Regions from separate parts of the Homo sapiens genome. Here region 2 is linked to region 1. Evidence: chromatin loops called from intact Hi-C (ENCODE). Cell type or tissue: dorsolateral prefrontal cortex. All regions are shown on one strand. Links, peaks and the distances in the headings refer to the core of each region. The heading gives the core; the rest is flanking DNA. Region 1 has its middle 76 kb from the start of NDUFS5. Region 2 overlaps MACF1 (microtubule actin crosslinking factor 1).

Region 1 (5,379 bases), core at 307-5,306:
CAGGGCGAGCGGGAGCCCCAGTCAGCGCTGACCTACGCCGCCGGGAGCGGGACAAAGGAGGGTTTCTCCCTGGCTGGAGAGAAACCCAGCGGGGCCTGTGCGGCTGCTGGAGAAGGACCTGGAGAAACTGAAGGGAAAGCAGAGGGCAAAAGACCACGATGCCTCAGATCCCAGGGCTAGACGCGGTCAGAACGAGGACAAGGGCAAGATCCAGACAGGGCTGCAGTGTAGGGCCGGAGGACACTGAGCCCACAAAGAAGCCCGGGAACAAAGGGTTTTCCAGAAACAGAAGAAGCTGAACAAGAAGTGACGGGGCAGATCCAGCACCATGAAGTAAACCAGGCCAAGGAGCCAGAGCCTGAGAAATGACAACCCAGGGAGGCACGAAAACGGGATTCTGAATGCACCATGGGGTGAATAAGAGGAGAGACAGGGAGACATAAATCTGTAGGGGATAGACCCTCCAGAATTATTAAACTGTGACAGCCATCTGAACAGAGAGACAGAGATCAAAAGGGAGAAATGTGGGAACCTGAGACGGAACCAGGACTGTTAGGGAACAAAGAAAGGACTCTGGAGCATAGCTGGTCAGGGAAGAAAAGGGGAAGCCAATTATTCTTTGTCATCAGGGGAAAGGAAAGAGTAAAGAAAGGAAACTGGAAAATATGGGTAGGGATTTATTAGGGGCCATTTTGAGGACAGAGCTCCCAACATCATTTGATCCAACATTCGGTTGTGTATCATTCAATCCCAATATTCATGGAGTGCGCTGGAGCCATGAGCAGTGAATGAAGAACTCTGGTCAATGTAGGTGACACGTTGTGCCCGCCACCCCCCATTTAGCAGTTATCCTCCCCTGTTAGCTTGATTTTTCAGGAGGTCTGGAGAGGTGGTTGTGGGTAAGAAGTTACACTGGCTGATCTCACAATAAGGGCACATTAGCAAGTAAAAAAAGAATTCATGCAACACTGAGCAACCAAAATTGGGACTTGGGCTTCCATTCCAGTTCCCATTCTCAAGAGTTTGAAGGAGAAACTTCTTAACCCCAGGCTAGGGAAGGTGTCTTTGTACCTTGTGAGTAGTGCCAAGTATTTTGGTCAATGCTCAGCACATTGGTAACAAGTAAAACAAATGACGCTTTTCGCTAATAGGTGCATGCTGGTTGTTTCCACACCACACCCTGATCAGAAATCAGGTGAGCAAGTCATTAATCATATCTTTTCCCATCAAGTTTTGCTGGCCTGCCCAAGTTGTGGGCATGAAGATCATGCAGGGAAGGGCCTGAAAGAGGACAGGGAGGATCCTTAGACAAATGCTCATTTCCTTCCAGTTTAATCCTCCGTGCTAAAACAAACAAACAAACAAAACTAGTTCTCAGTTTGGTGTCAGCTGCTAATGAGCTCAGTTTACAAAAAGAAGGGGAATAAGTTTGAAGTATATGCATTTTTCAGTAAAAGGCTTTTAGCGGAAAATGCAGGATGAGTTGCTGATTGATGGCACAAGCACATTTTTCGTAAACAGCAGAGAATATAGAAATGCTAACTCTGGGGATCTTGACTGTGTCAGTGCTGAGTCATCTGCATTTCCCATATTATTTTATACCAGCAGGCCTAAGAAGGCCCAGACAGAAATCACGCATACAAACACCTCCACACAGACATCTCACCCCCACACAGACATCTGCCTCCTTATGTCCATTACACTACATAGAAAAGTCCCTCCATTCCCACCTGGGGCTGCTACACGCGCCACTTTGTGAGCAGGTTCCTCAAGATGTGTGACTGATGCTTGCCAAAGGTGAAGAAAGAACAGGGGCAAAAAGGGGAAGAGTCCGCTGTGAGAATCAGAGAAGACCTGGGGGCGTTGCAGGGAGAAGGCAAGGGGTTGAGATTCCTTTTAAGAAACACACAAATCAAAGAAGAAACTTCTGCTTTAGGTTGTGGCTAGAGAGCTTCTCTAAGACTCAAATTGCTTTCTTGACAAAATTTGCATTTAAATGCTCCCAGGAGATTTTGAAATAATGCATTCTTCTAATGAATGGAAAGTGGGGAAGTCCACATGTTTGGCTGATGTTCCTGTTTTATACAGAGAAAATTTTACAAGGCTAGAGGAACAAAGCGGCTGCCAGGGGGGATGGGAAGAAGGAAGTCTATGAAGGGGAGGTTTTTCGCTTCTTTCAAGCAACAGTCTAAATTTATAGCCAGACCACACAGTCGCAAAAGCTCTGAGGCTTTCTCCTTTTGGTCTTTGATTTTCTTTTGCTCCTGATGGGTGAGACTGCTGCTGCATTTCTAAGAAGGCTGCAATGGGGGAAGCAGAAGGATGTACTCGGAAGGGCATCTAGTGGAAGAGAAGAGTAATACAAGGAAATTAATGCCCTTTATCCTTGGTGTCCTCCCAATTAAAGCCTCATCAAATACCCCTATCCCTAAAGCCCTGCCACTTTCTATTTCTTTCAGCGCCTCTAATGTGTTATCTCGCCTCAGGGCCATCCAACCGACTTTCCTCCCAGATTATAACCCTTCATCACTCTCCTTTGGCCTGGCTCACTCCTACCCATGCTTCTGCTGAAACTCCCCAGGGGAAAGCCTTCCTTGACCCCCCCCCCGCCTCCAATTAATAGGTCCTCCTCTACCCTTTGGTAATACTCATCACACTTGAAGTTATGGTACAGTGTCTCTCATCCTTACTAAATCGTAAGCTCCCTGAGGGCTGAGACTGTTTGTCGTCTAATTCACCACAGGATCCTTAGCACCTAGCAACTGATCTGGCACATATAGGGCACTCATTAACTATTTCGTCTTTCTTTTCTTTTCTTTCTCTCTCTCTTTCTCTCTCTCTCTCTCTCTTTCTTTTTCTTCTTTTTTTTTGACGGAGTCTCGCTGTCGCCCAGGCTGGAGTGCAGTGGCGCGATCTCGGCTTACTGCAGGCTCCGCCCCCCGGGGTTCACGCCATTCTCCTGCCTCAGCCTCCCGAGTAGCTGGGACTACAGGCGCCCGCCACCTCGCCCGGCTAATTTTTTGTATTTTTAGTAGAGACGGGGTTTCACTGTGTTAGCCAGGATGGTCTCGATCTCCTGACCTCGTGATCCGCCCGCATCGGCCTTCCAAAGTGCTGGGATTACAGGCGCGAGCCACCGCGCCCAGCCTCTTTCTTTCTCTCTCTCTTTTCTTTCTTTCCCTCCCTCCCTCCCTTTCTTTCTTTCCTTTCTTTTTTGAGATGGAGTCTCGCTCTGTCACCACCCAGGCTGGAGTGCAGTGGCGTGATCTCGGCTCACTGCAACCTCCACCTCCCGGGTTCACGCCATTCTCCTGCCTCAGCCTCCCGAGTAGGTGGGACTACAGGCGCCCGCCACCATGCCCAGCTAATTTTTTTTATTTTTAGTAGAGAAAGGGTTTCACTGTGTTAGCCAGGATGGTCTCCATCTCCTGACCTCGTGAACCACCCACCTTGGCCTCCCAAAGTGCTGGGATTACAGGAGTGAGCCACCGCACCCAGCCAACTATTTCTTTAATGCTATGCATAGTGGCTCACACCTGTAATCCCAACACTTTGGGAGGCCGAGGCCAGAGGATTGCTTGAGCCCAGGAGTTCACGACCAGCCTGGGCAACATGGCAAAATTCGGTCTCTAAAAATATACATATACACACACATATATATATATATACATATTTTTTTTTTTTTTGAGACAGAGTCTGGCTCTGTCACCCAGGCTGGAGTGCAATGGTGTGATCTCGGCTCACTGCAACCTCCACCTCCTGGGTTCAAGTGATTCTCCTGCCTCAGCCTCTCAAGTAGCTGGGATTACAGGCGCCTGCCACCATGCCCAGCTAATTTTTGTATTTTTAGTAGAGATGGGGTTTCACCTTGTTGGCCAGGCTAGTCTTGAAGTCCTGACCTCAGGTAATCCATCCACCTCGGCTTCCCAAAGTGCTGGGATTACAGGCGTGAGCCACCGCACCTGGCCAACTATTTCTTTAATGCTATGCATGGTGGCTCACACCTGTAATTCCAACAATTTGGGAGGCCGAGGCAGGAGGATCGCTTGAGCCCAGGAGTTCAAGACCAGCCTGGGTAACATGGCAAAATTTGGTCTCTAAAAATATACATACACACACACACACACGCGCGCGTGCATTTGTATATTTGTTTACTTTATTTAATTTAATTTAATTTATTTATTTATTTGCAACGGAGTCTCACTCTGTCACCCAGGCTAGAGTGCAATGGCGCAGTCTGGGCTCACTGCAACCTCCACCTCCTGAGTTCAAGCCATTCTCCTGCCTCAGCCTCTCGAGTAGCTGGGATTACAGGCGCCTGCCACCACCCCCGGCTAATTTTTGTATTTTTCGTAGAGATGGGGTTTCACCTTGTTGGCCAGGCTAGTCTCAAACTCCTGACCTCAGGTAATCTGCCCACCTCAGCCTCCCAAAGTTCTGGGATTACAGGCATGAGCCACCGCACCCGGCCTAAATTTTTGATTAAATGCATGAATGAGTGAACCAGATGATCCTAAAATACTTGGCTGTCTGTGACTACTGACTAGCTGGAAGGCTAGAGTATTTAAGGAGAGAGTATGTTTGTCTCACAGCATCCCTTATCTAAGCCTGGAATTCCAAGTCTTCCATATTTAGACATCTAGCTTCCTTTTCAGGCTGATCTCCAATGACACCCTTGTGTGTACCTCCTTTCCCTATAATCAGACTCTGAGGCTTTGCCTAGAATGTCCCATCCCCCAACTCCACCTACTGAAATCTACCTTGAAAGTTCACCCCAAATGACGTGAAATTTTTTTTCTATTTATTTATTTAGAGGCAGCGTCTTACTCTATCACCCAGGCTGGAGTGCGGTGGCACAATCTTGGCTCACTGACACCTCTGCCTCTTAGGCTCAAGCAATCCTCCTGCCTCAGTGCGCCCACCAATTAACCCACCAGCAGCTAGGACTACAGGCAGGTGCCACCACGCCCAGATAATTTTTGTGCTATTTGTAGAGACAGGATTTCACCATACTGTCCAGGCTGGTCTCGAACTCTTGGGCTCAAGTAGTCGGCCTGCCTCAGCCTCCCAAAGTGCTGAGATTACAGGTGTGAACCTCCGTGCCCAGCTTTTTAAAAAAATTTTTTATAGAGACAGGGTCTCACTATGTTGGTCTTGAACTCCAGGTACATGTACTGTGGATGTCTGTATCACTGCCTCCTTAACCTCCTACTTCATAGGTTCCTGAGGGCAAAGACATCTATTTCATCTTTCTTCATCACTGGGCCTAACACAATACTTTGCACATAGTAGATGTTCAATAAATATTTGCTGAAGGAATGGATGCCTCATTGAACTGTTATGGGGGTTGGGGGAGGGAGCCAGATCTGATTCAAGACA
Region 2 (5,379 bases), core at 315-5,314, 250 kb before region 1:
AGCTAGAAGTAGGGAGAGGTCTCTACCTCTACTCAATAGATCACTTTTCCAACTGCTCAGAAATCACCAATATCAGTCACTCTCTAAACAGTATGCCACATGCTAATCCCCTCTGAACTGACACGTATAGGACTTTATGGTTTTCAAAGAGATTTTACATGTATTATCTCATTTGCTTTGTGGCACGACCTATAATGTAGGTAGACAATATAATACCCATATTAAGAGTAAGTGAATACCAAAAAGACGTTATATATCTTGACTAAGGTCATGCAGTTTGTTAACGAACAGAACTGCAACTCAAACCTGACTCTCTTCGCTAAACTGTACAAATGGACAACTAATAATCATCTACATTAGTGGAAGGGTAGCTGAATAAATCATACATGTGACAATATAAAAATTGTAAGTTTGGCCAGGCATGGTGGCTCATGTCTGTAATCCCAGTACTTTGGGAGGCCGAGGCTGGCAGATCACAAGGTCAAGAGATTGAGACCATCCTGGCCAATATGGTGAAACCCTGTCTCTACAGAAAATACAAAAATTAGCTGGGCATGGTGGCAAGTGCCTGTAATCCCAGCTACTTGGGAGGCTGAGGCAGGAGAATTGCTTGAACCTGGGAGGCAGAGATTGCAGTGAGCCAAGACCCTGCCACTGCACTCCAGCCTGGCAACAGACTTGAGACTCCATCTCAAAAAAAAAAAAAATGCAAGTTCTTAACTGTGAAATATGTCACTCATGTGTCCATGAAGACTGTCCCTACTAGGAAAAGCCATGGAAAATTAATTCAATAATTAGAGATTAAACTGTATTTCTGGGTAATAATAAGTAATTTGTACTTTTTATTTGTATGTACTGTGTCTATGTGCTTATACATAGACCTTCTTTCTATTCCAATGGAATATGAGTTCTTTGAGGAGAGCTGTGAGTTTTTGTTTTGAAACATATATTGGGATGTTCTTCCTGAATCTAGAAGACAGTGGGAGTTGTCAGTGTTCCTTACTACCTATACTGTTTATGCCACTACTTAGAGAAGGACTACAGATCATCGTCTAGTTTTAGCCTGTATCAACAACAACCTGATAGCCTCAGCTTCCCACATCATTTCAAGAAAGCTGAGTGACTAGGAGGCTGATGCAGGAGTATCACTGAAGCTAGGTTTTTGAGACCAGCCTGAGCAACAACATAGCAAGACTGTCTCTTAAAAAAAAATTAATGAGGCATGGTGAGTCCACACCTGTTACAGTGAGCTATGATCGTACCACTGCACTTCAGCCTGGGTGGCAAAGTGAGGCCTCATGTCTTTAAAAAATAAAAAAAAGCTGGGCGCAGTGGCTCACGCCTATAATCCCAGCACTTTGGGAGGCCAAGGCGGGTGGATCACGAGGCCAAGAGATCGAGACCATGCTGGCCAACATGGTGAAACCCCGTCTCTACTAAGAATACAAAAATTAGCTGGGTGTGGTGGCGTGCACCTGTAATCCCAGCTACTCAGGAAGCTGAGGAGGAGAATGGCTTGAACCCGGGAGGCAGAGGTTGCAGTGAGCCGAGATTGTGCCACTGCACTCCAGCCTGGTGACAGAGTGAGACTCCGTCTCAAAAAAAAAAAAAAAAAAAAAAAAAGCAGAAGAAAAAAAGAAAGCTGGAATGACAAATATATCTTGCTCAATTAGATAGTGAAGTGGGAGCGGTACTACAACCTTGTCTGTATATCACCTAGGTGTCCTTCATTCTCACCTTCCAACTCATCTACCTATAAGGCAGTTTCCTTCCTAGAATGGAGATACCACTTCATTAGGTTGACTGCTGCCAGCAAAAGGTGTCAGAGGAGCCCTATGACAGCAGAACCATTTTTGCTCTGTCCTCTTATAAGACTACCAGGGCTTTGGGGGACACAGTATAATGGACCTTCGAAAAGCGTCATGCAAGAGGCAGAAATCCTATTAATATAAAATATGACAATGGTCCACAAAGGCCACTGAACACAAGTATTCCAGCTAAGCCAATATTTTTTCTATAAAGGTGTCACCACTAAAATATATGATCCATGTGTTGTAAGTGTCCTAAATATGTAATCTTCTTTCAATCATTCAATAGAATGTGCCTGTATATGCCAGTTGATGCCCTTGAAGATGGTTTACTTGGTTGGCTCACTGGCTTATTTCTAATTCCTGGCATATGGCAGCTATTCAGTAATTACTAAATGAATAAATAAATGAGTAGAAATAAACAGTAAGAAGTGACTTCTGCTTTTTTGTTTTGTTTTGTTACAGAACAGGCAGCCTGTAAGAAACAGTGTGCGTTTTCAAGCCTAGCATCTAGAGGGCAATACAGACAACAAAACAATATCGAATGAGAAATGCTACAAAGTAGGAAAGGGTATAAGAGGAACTTATAGGCTGGGCACCTGTAATCCCAACACTTTGGGAGGTGAGCAAATCACCCGAGGTCAGGAGTTTGAGACCAGTCTGGCCAACATAGTGAAACCCCATCTCTACTAAAAATACAAAACTTAGCTAGGCATGGTGGCACATGCCTGTAATCTTAGCTACTTGGGAGGCTGATGCATGAGAATTGCTTGACTCCAGGAGATGGAGGTTGCGGTGAGCTGGGATCGTGCCACTGCACTCCAGCCTGGGTAACAGAGCAAGACTCTGTCTCAAAAAATAAATAAATAAATAAATAAAAGAAAAGAAAGAAGAGCATATGGGGGAATATATACCCTAACTTTGGTGAGTGGTGGTGAATTAAGGGCTTCCTAGAGGAAGTGAACTCTAAGCTGAGATCTGAAGAATGAGTAAAAATTAACAAATAGCTGGGCCCCCTCCGTTACTTTATGCAATGGAGAAGCAAGTAAGTTCCAAGAGCATGTAAAGGCCCAGAGGAAAGTGAGAGCACAGTTTAGCCAATAAACTGAAAGGAATCAATATAAGCAGATGCTCAAGTATAAAGGAAGGTGACAGATAAGGCCAAATAAGTAGACTAGATCCCAGTGGGTAGGGGCTGAGAGGAGAGTTAACCAGGTAATCTTGAGGGCAACAGGGAACCATAAAAAGGGCTAAGCAAGGATATGGCATTTTAGAAAGATTCCTTAGTAGTAAGGAGAATGGACTGGAAGGTAAAAACCAAGAGGCAAGAAGACCAGTAGAAGCTACTATAATAATAACAGTGAAAGCAGACAGTGGTTCTAAACTACAATAATATCTCAATAAAGATGAAGAAGTATAGCTGACTTTGAAAGAAATATAATTACCATAAGATTTGATGACTGATTTGACATAGGAGAGTGAGAGAGAGAATGGAATCTAGGATGATGTCCAGTTCAGACAATGAAGTGGGAATAAAGGAAAGAGAATGTTTAATTGTGGGAGGAGTATCATAGGAAATAGGAGTTCCATTTTCAGGCTGATGTGCTTATGGGCCCAAGTTGCAAATAGGCAGACAGATTTATATACCGTTTTGAAGCTCGGGACAGAAATCAGGGCTGGAAGGAAATGCATACACAGAATTCATTAGTGCAAATGGCAATTACAGTGTTGTGAGTAGATGAGACTGCCCAAGGAAAGTATGTTCTGAAAGATAAAAAGAGGGCCTAGGATACACCTGGAAACATCAGTATTTGAAAACCTGGCCAGAGGAAAGTAAGAAAGATGGTCAGGGCAGAGTAGTATTATGGAAACCAAGGGAGAAAGTATTTCAAGAGGAGTGGCCAACAGTGTCAAAGCTGCTGAGACATCAAAGAAGATACAAACTGAGAAGTGCTCACTGGATTTAGGGGCAAGGTGATTGTGGTTACTTGCTCAGGGCAGGAGAGATTTCTCTAGCATAGTGAGGATAAGCTAACACCCTTACCTTCATCATCTCACATTGCTTGTCCAGTTTCTCTGGGGCTTGATTCACCCCCATGTAACCATCAGTGGTGTCCAAGGCTCCTTTCTCCAAGCTAGCTCCCGAGAGCTGCTCCATTCCTGGAAGGTTGGTCAGCAGCTGTCCACCAGATGATCCTACTGAAGTTACCCAATCCAGGAGAGCATCGATCTTCTTCTTGTTCTCTGCCAGTTCCTTTGCTGCTTTACTCTGAAAGCCACCGAGGTAGTCTAGTGAGAAGGCTTTACATACTCAATCATACAACCACAGGTTAAGTAATGGGGTAAAGGGGAGGAGATAATTTTATGCTAATTCTAAGACTGGGTATAAACAGTCTTTGCACATACAAAAGAGAATTCATATCTTTTAAAATCTTTTGAAAAATTATTAAAAATATCTCTACATTTCATTATATCTTACTGCTTTAAAAAAAAAAAAAGAGGCAGGACACAGTGGCTCACTTCAGGATCAGGAGTTTGAGACAAGCCTGGTCAACACGGTGAAACCCCATCTCTACTAAAAATACAAAAAATTATCTGGGTGTGGTGGTGCATGCCTGTAGACCCAGCTACTCAGGAGGCTGAGACACGAGTATCGTTTGAACCTGGGAGGTGGAGGTTGCAGTAAGCCAAGATCGTGCCACTGCACTCCAGCTTCGGTGACACGGCAATACTCTGTCTCAAAACAAAACAAATCCTAGGATTCAGAAATATTTTATTTAGAGGTCATTTAGTCCTGCCACCCCAGCAAGCTTCACAGAATCTTTTGAGGTACACAGAAGTGCCGGACTGGCTTGGTAGGGTAAGAAATAGCACAGTCACATTCAGTTACCGGGCTGCTCTTTCCTAAAGGAAAGACAAACTTCTTTCATCCTTTCCTCAACTAAACAGAACATTTAGCTCTTTTTAAATTTTTTCTCTCACCTGAGGCTACAGGGAAACATTTAATTCTTCAACTTGCCTCTGAAATTATATTTACTGGCTCTACATGTATTTTAATAGATTAAATAGGTTATGCCAAGTTATATATTAATCTATTTCAAAATTCATCTTCAGGTAATTTATTTTTCTTTTCCATGTTCTCCACTTTCCTCATTAGTGTCGGCATCCAAGGCTAAACAAAGAATTCAAATTCAATCTGCCAGTGCTGAGTGGGGTGCAGAAGGTCATTTGAGACTTTGGCTTCTCTTTGGTTTATCCGAGTGCCACGATTCCCATCGTAACTATAGAGGCAGCTCGGGGACAGCTTTTGGCTCACTAAGACTTCATAGATATTTTTCCCTAGTACTCTTAGATCACCAGTCTAGACTCATATTAAAATATGTCATTTGGCCAGGCATGGTGACTCACACCTGTAATCCCAGCACTTTGGGAGGCCGAGGCAGGAGGATCACTTGAGGTCAGGAGTTTGAGAACAGCTGGGTCCACATGGTGAAACCCCATCTCTACTAAAAAATACAAAAATTAGCTGGGTGTGGTGGCATGCATCTGTAGTCCCAGCTACTCAGGAGGC

Evidence for each region. Hi-C counts contacts between places; a loop is a spot of excess contacts. Peaks named below come from ENCODE experiments on the same cell type or tissue, not always from the same donor. Only the 100,000 strongest peaks of a DNase experiment are listed, where the experiment ranks them.
Region 2: it touches region 1 in a loop (4-fold over the local background); 4 of 110 quality-filtered maps call a loop at or near these places.

Annotation. Positions count from the first base shown.
Region 1 is chr1:39,099,664-39,105,042 of GRCh38, reverse strand. It overlaps a transcript of MACF1 not described here. Among named protein-coding and RNA genes, the nearest start is that of NDUFS5, 76 kb to the right of the region's middle. RefSeq lists a silencer at 1-18 and enhancers at 1,493-2,048, 2,162-2,271, 2,292-2,341. In dorsolateral prefrontal cortex, for the core only: CTCF peaks have their summits at 2,124 and 2,328; a DNase peak (open chromatin) is centred at 2,159; H3K4me3 peaks cover 246 bases; H3K27ac peaks cover 3,718 bases.
Region 2 is chr1:39,351,705-39,357,083 of GRCh38, reverse strand. It overlaps MACF1 (microtubule actin crosslinking factor 1), which reads right to left. Exons shown (of 101, transcript NM_001394062.1): 44 at 3,853-4,077. Among named protein-coding and RNA genes, the nearest start is that of BMP8A, 140 kb to the left of the region's middle. In dorsolateral prefrontal cortex, for the core only: a CTCF peak has its summit at 2,322; no DNase peak of the experiment used is centred there; H3K27ac peaks cover 531 bases.